2 separate regions of the Mus musculus genome follow, and region 2 is linked to region 1. A link is a contact called in ENCODE Hi-C or POLR2A ChIA-PET data. All regions are on one chromosome and are shown on one strand. Each heading gives the region's core, a stretch centred on a gene start or an enhancer-like site at or near the end of the contact. The rest is flanking DNA. Distances are from core to core; before and after follow the strand shown.

Region 1 (3,408 bases), core at 138-2,637:
GTCATTTTCCCAGCAGGTTCGATAGGTTTGATTCGCTTGTAAGAGCAGAGTATTTACTTACAATCTTTAAAAGCAAAGTGGCACCCAGCGCACTGTGTAAATAAAAACCTCAGAGGTTTAAAAACCCTCATCCTAACTCACTTCCCCTTGGTTCAGGGGACGGCACAGCCAACCCCACAGCAAATGAGATTATGCAACAGGTTTTTCCTCTCTAATCATGGGCTGATTAGAGGTGTGCGTTCTCCAAACAATCTGAGACACACAGGACTTCAAAACACCAAGGATCTTTGCAACAGGCGTTTAAGAAAAGTTCTTTCCAATTTTGCACAAGCCATTCATTTTAAGATCTCCTTGTACTTTCCCCAAGTGTATTATCAGCTTTCTGTAGGAAACAACCCGTCGCTCTTAAAGAGTTTGCATGTATGTCCTCCTTAGGGTTTTTTTTTTTCCACGTGAAACTACACCGTACACACACACACACACACACACACACCGTCCGTTGTTTCCCCGTTTTCATGTCTCACATTTTACAGCTACTGTAAATAAAGGAGTCACCGGCGGACCGTTTTCCTCCAACACCGTGACGGGAGCCCCGGAATGAAAGTTGAGTTTTGGGGGTGGGTTTTTTTTTTTTTTTCCTTGTTTAAGGAAGCGACACGGTCGCTCCCCAGGTGGCCTCGCTGGCTGCCTGCACACACACAAGGTGAATTTGGGATTATGGAAACAGTCAGGGCCCCACTTGGCAGGCGTGTTGTGTAACAGTCTGGAAGTGAGCAGCTTCGCCCGCCCAGGTGCCGGCGACCCGCGGCCCGGGGCTCGTTCGCCCGCTCGCCCGCTCGCCCGCTCGGCGCGGCGAGGCCGGGGCGCCCCCGCGGCTCGGGCCGACCCCCAGCGCGGCCTACACACCCCCCGCCGCCGCCGTCGCCGCTCCGGGCCGCCGTGGCCCGCCGGCCCCCGGCCGGGGAGAGCGCGCGGCGGCCGGCACGAGGAGCGGACGCGCCTCCCAGCCGGCCCGCGGCCCGCCGCGAACACTTACTTGAGGGGCCGCCGGCTCCAGGCTCGCGGAGGGGAGCGAGCGTTGTCACCGCGTCGCCCAGCCGTCGCTCGCGCGTCCTCCTCGCCGCCGGGGCTTCTCCTCTGAAGGGTGGGCGGAGAGCTTAGCGAGAGCCCGGGCGTTTGCAACTTTTCTTCACTTTCTCTTCCACCGCCCCCCGAAAGAGGGAAAAAAAAATGTCGACAGGGATGAAGAAGTTGAGGTAAAGTTGGGGGTCCGCGCGGGAAAAGCGAGAGGGGGAGGGTAAATGGTTGGAAACGGGATGAGAGCCCCCCCAAACGGTGATGCCCGCAGGAGGGGACCAGGGGGGGTAGTGTGGGGGTTGGGGAGAGAGAAAGAGTCGCTGGTCAGGAAACTTCAAGCGCGGATGAGGTCATCGGTTTAAAAATAAAGAGATGGCGTCACTTGAAACCAATCCCAGTGAATGAACTCAGCGGAGCCCGGGGGGGAAAGGAGGAGACGGGCGAGGGCGGGGCGGGGGGCGGGGTGGGGGGGCGGGGTCTCCGGCCCAGGCCGCGCATCGCCCGCCCCTCGGCGCTCGTCCCCGCGAGCCGGAGCCTCCGGAGCCTCCGGGAGGCGGGCTCGGGTCGCGTACCGGGCCGACCGAGCGGCGCCTCGGCGCTCCGGGTTCGCGGCCCGGGAGCCTGGGTCTGTGGCCCGCCCGCCTCCTGCCCGCGCTGGGGTCTCTCCTCCGACGGAGGCGGCTGCTCCAATGCCCCCACTCTAGGGGAAGGAAAGCAAGGCGATCTGAGAGTGCTGCAGTCAATCATTTTGTAAGAAGGTCCCGGAATCCCAAATCCGGGGCTTTTCTCTTGAGAGGGAAGTTACAGGTACTTGAAGGAAAACTGCACCGGTGATATCAAACATATCTTCACCTATGTCTTCGTCCTTGAAAGACCCTACTACACGAGTGCGGGCAAACGCAGCCAAGAATTATTTTTTCTAAAAGAATCTTTTCTGCGTGCCCTCGAGATGGCTCAACAAGTAAAGGGTCCATGCGGTGGAGAGAACCGCCTTTGAAAGTTGTCCTCAGTCCACATGCTGTTCCCCACCCCGCTACACACACACACACACACAAATAAATAAATAAAATGTAATACACACACACAAATAAAATGTAATAAGACGTTAAAGGTATTTTAGGGTTGTTAGGAGCACTGACGGCTCGATTCCCAGCACCCACATGGCAGCCCAGAACCATCTGTAACTCCAGTTCCAGGGGATCTGATGCCCTCCGCTGACCTCCATGGGCACCGAGCACACATGGGGCGCACACACAAACATGAAATCAAAACGCCCTTACACATTAAGTAAGTATTCTCGACATCGGTAGTACAGCATCATCTTTAAGTCAAACCAGAGTTCACTTGCTTTCAAGAGATGCAAGACCTACTTGAGCCTACTTTAACTCCAAGTCTTTCATGGGTTTGGGTTTTTTGTTTGTTTTGGTTTGCTTTTGCTTTTGCTTTTTTCTCCCTTCTTTTCAAAGTAGCTTTGTTTTGAGACACTACCTACTTAGGAAAATGAGAGACCTGAGGTGGCGACAACCACTCTCAGCAACTGAATAGGACAATCGAAGCTTTATTCCAGTGTTCTTTGAGCATCTGAGCTTGAAGCTTCTACTAAAAAGGACTCACGTGGATATCACATAACAAAGATGAGATCAATGACAGAAAAGCACACTTCGAGTGGACTGGCCCAAGAACCAGATTCCTGTACCCCTCAACACACGCCATCTGCAGGGTACTGAAGTAAGGATTCCGGCCTTCAAGCAGTATGTTGAGGTGAATCGATGTGGGCACCGCCTAGGTGGCTTGGCGTGCTTTCCGAGTGGGTTAGAAAGGTAACGTTTCTGTTAGTCCTCTCCCACCTTTAAACCCTGCAACAAAGGTGCACCCGTTAAGGCTGGCAATCATTAATCATTTAAGGTAACCATTATGGAATATGCCTCCGGGGACTTGCAGGTCATCTTTCAGAGTGAAAAAGGGAGCCCTTTTGGAGGTGAGAACCGCAGAAGCTGCAAGCTGAGCTTGCCGATGCCGACCCAGCTTAGAGGAGAGGTGCCTTTGACCTTCTGCGGATTTGAGTGGAGGCGGCTCCCTGTCCTCTCGTGGCAGGACGCGGTACTGCAGCGTCACCAGCTGACAACCACCAAGACGCCTGCTTTTGGAAGTTGGGAGAGGAGTAGGTGAAAAAGAGCTATATAAGGAGTCCCCTAGCTCAGGAAAAAAAAAAAAAGTTTGTTTGTTTGTTTGTTTTTTTAAATGTTCTGGTCTAGCCAGGTGTGATGGTACACAGGTAGCAAGACAATTCTGGCACTCGGGACACTGGCTGGACCAGCGTGGTGGCTCTCT
Region 2 (3,372 bases), core at 81-2,580, 130 kb after region 1:
GCTTCTTTGGGACACTAAACCAGAAATTTAATTTCCTGTAACATGTTTTGTGTTTAGCGCAAACCAAGACTGTTTGGGAATACTAGTGGGCAAAGCCCTTAAAATCTCACTGAACTCTGAGATACGACAGGCCTGGCTATTCTGTTTTAACTTCTGTCACTGTGCTCAGCAGTGATAGAGAAATGTGAAGTTGCCCAAGGAGCTGAAAAAAACCCACCCAACATTACTAGATGTTGGTAATACCGTGGTGGTGGTATTATAAATCACTTGCAAATCTAGTCTTAGATCCTTAGGAAAGTGTTTTCGCCCTTTAACAACCTGCAGCTCTCTAAAAGTATTTGCTTGTATTTGAATATTGTACTGAGTAGGTTGGAAGCAACAGGCTGGTGGGAGAAAAAAGAGAAGGAAGGCACTGTTGTAGTTGGCGTCTGGACTCAGGTGGAGGGAACGGCTTCGCCCGGGAAAGAACATAAGGGTATAAAGGCGAGTTCCCACACGCTATAGCAATGGCTTTCACTGTGCTTAGGAACCAAGAAAATCAGAACTGGCTTTTTCTGATTTCTGTCTGGGACGGCTCTAAAGAGAGGCTTGGGAGAGCACTGGGGGTTTTCAATCTCGAGATCCTACGGTGGAAGCGCTTGGATTCAGAAACACCCTGATAAGAGCGGTCAGTCCTGGCTTCTTTTTGAAACCACCTCCTGGCCTGTCCTACATAGCAGAGACTTCTGGGGTCAGGCTAAGCGGCCGATTCCGCACCCCAGCTAAGGCACCCTGCCGGGTGGGGGTGGGTGGGCTGCCCCAGGCCCTGAGCCAAGGTTTCCTGAATCTCTCGCATACCCTCCTCCATTCCCACCTCGGCGAATGCAGGTGGGCTGAACTAGCCACCGAAGCTCCTAATAAGCCGCCAGCGACCTAGGAGCCCACTGGTCCAGGCCCTAGGTTTCGCGGGCAAAGACCTGGAGGTCGCAGTCGGGAGCGGTGACGCGCCTGCCAGCGCAGCTCTGCAGCGCCGGGACCTAGATCCCCGGGTCCCTGCCTGGCCGCCGCGCTGGCCCCTCCCCAGCTCTCCGGCCGTTTGGCTAGTTTGTTTGTCTTATTTTTAATTTCTCCGGGGCCAGCCAGAGCAGGTTTGTTGGCAGTCGTACACCTCCGAGTAGTCACGCGACCAGCCAATGTCCTGGCGGCGCTACGGGGAGGCGGCGCGCTCGGGAGCGCGGAGAGGCGGCGGCGCCGCGCCCGGGGCCACCTTAAGAGCGCGCTCGCCAGCCTGGGCGGAGCGGCTCCCGGCGCCGAGACCAATGGAGCTCCTCCTCTGTTTAAATAGACTTGCAGTGTCAATCATCTTCTTCTTCGTCAGCCTCCCTTCCACCGCCATATTGGGCAACTAAAAAAGGAGGGGGGCTCGTGCTTTTGGGGTGTTTTCCCCCCTCATCCCTTGTCCCGACTCACTCGCGGCTCCGAGACTCGCGCGGCGGCAAGGTTTGGAGAGGGGCTGCGTTCGCGGGACACACGGGCTCGCCCCAGCCTACGCTCCGACTGTTTGCCACCTCCTCCTGCCTCCTCCCCTCCCTTCCCCGCCCTCCAGTACACTTGATCACTGAAGCCTCGAGCTGCGCGGCGGCTGGGGTGTCCCTGCGCCTCTCTTCCCCAGACCTGCGCGCTACTGCGGCTCGGGCGGTCGCTCGCCTGGCTCTGCTCCATTTGACTGTCTGTGTGCAGTCGCAGAACTTCGAAGAGGGTTTTGCGCTCCATCCGTGGCGTTTCGCTTTTGTTCGGTTTTGTTGTTTATTTCATTTTTTTTTTTCCGGAGAGAGGCGAGGCGGTGGTCCACACCCGCCCGAGGAGGAAGATGTCAAACGTGAGAGTGTCTAACGGGAGCCCGAGCCTGGAGCGGATGGACGCCAGACAAGCGGAGCACCCCAAGCCTTCCGCCTGCAGAAATCTCTTCGGCCCGGTCAATCATGAAGAACTAACCCGGGACTTGGAGAAGCACTGCCGGGATATGGAAGAAGCGAGTCAGCGCAAGTGGAATTTCGACTTTCAGAATCATAAGCCCCTGGAGGGCAGATACGAGTGGCAGGAGGTGGAGAGGGGCAGCTTGCCCGAGTTCTACTACAGGCCCCCGCGCCCCCCCAAGAGCGCCTGCAAGGTGCTGGCGCAGGAGAGCCAGGATGTCAGCGGGAGCCGCCAGGCGGTGCCTTTAATTGGGTCTCAGGCAAACTCTGAGGACCGGCATTTGGTGGACCAAATGCCTGACTCGTCAGACAATCCGGCTGGGTTAGCGGAGCAGTGTCCAGGGATGAGGAAGCGACCTGCTGCAGAAGGTAGTGACTCTTTGGAAAACTTAAAATGTCTGTCTGTCTGTCTGTCTCCGTAAGCGCCCCTTTACTAGACCCTGTTCACTTGCTTTCTCCAGCGTGTTCTGCTTTAGCTCTGGGAAATCGAACTTGTTTGAAGCTTAGGTTTGACATACCCCCTATCCGACTGCTTGCCCTGTTTATGATTTTGAAGTCAGAAGCCGGAGATAGTAAGATGTGATAACTTCCGTAGCCGAACGCATCACAGTTCCTCCCCTCTAGCCAGCTGTAGATACGTGACAAAAGTTCGGATGTTTACCAACTGCCTCCTCCTTGGCTGGGGTGGGGGGGTGGGGGTGGGGATGGGGGTGGGGAAGAGACGTGGGGTGTAGAATACTCCTTGTGTTAGTGGGAACAACCTTATTTTGTGTCCTTAGATGCTACCGGGGATGACGGGTCCAGGGGTCGTGGGTGGAGGTAGTGAGTGGGTTGTTCATCCCTTGGGCCTACTTCTGTCAGCCATTGTTGTCGATAATAAAGATGGTTTGTGTGTGTTCTCTTAAAAATTTCCCCTTGCCCCCCTCTTAGATTCTTCTTCGCAAAACAAAAGGGCCAACAGAACAGAAGAAAATGTTTCAGACGGTTCCCCGAACGCTGGCACTGTGGAGCAGACGCCCAAGAAGCCCGGCCTTCGACGCCAGACGTAAACAGCTCCGGTGGGTTAATGAGGAAGAACACAAAACTGACACCCCATCTGGGCTGCGCTCCCCGGGGGGCCTGCAGACCCCAGGACTGCTGGCAGATTAGTTGCCTGCCAGGAGGAATTACTTTCCTTGATCAAAAAAATTAACACTGGGGAAGGCTGGAATCACTTGAGGGGACTATAATGCAGTATTTGCACCCCAAGATATTTACCTTAAAGTGGAATCAGAATGAGGTTCCCAAGCAAGAACTTGCCACCAAGGCCCCAAAGGATAGGGACGGTCGTATCCTTATGAATCCCACTAAAACTTAGGCTGGGAATGACAGTTTTCCTTTCCAGTCTCAGTTCATGAGAACCCATTTCCCAGAGGTT

The links. Hi-C counts contacts between places; a loop is a spot of excess contacts on that map. ChIA-PET counts read pairs that join two places held with the same protein, here RNA polymerase II (POLR2A).
Region 2: a map of left cerebral cortex shows a loop between it and region 1 (9-fold over the local background). The contact joins the promoter of Cdkn1b here to the promoter of Dusp16 in region 1. A Hi-C loop is called at or near these places in 7 of 37 maps with a recorded cell type or tissue (heart and left cerebral cortex). POLR2A ChIA-PET finds 5 or more read pairs at or near these places in 4 of 5 experiments (Patski and embryonic stem cell).

Annotation. Positions count from the first base shown.
Region 1 is chr6:134,791,241-134,794,648 of GRCm38, forward strand. It overlaps Dusp16 (dual specificity phosphatase 16), which reads right to left and starts at 1,388. Exons shown (of 7, transcript NM_130447.3): 1 at 1,037-1,388. 1700055D16Rik (RIKEN cDNA 1700055D16 gene) reads left to right here and starts at 1,120. Exons shown (of 2, transcript NR_151454.1): 1 at 1,120-1,256.
Region 2 is chr6:134,919,071-134,922,442 of GRCm38, forward strand. It overlaps Cdkn1b (cyclin-dependent kinase inhibitor 1B), which reads left to right and starts at 1,331. Exons shown (of 3, transcript NM_009875.4): 1 at 1,331-2,324; 2 at 2,886-3,013. The coding sequence starts at 1,850. The coding sequence ends at 3,004.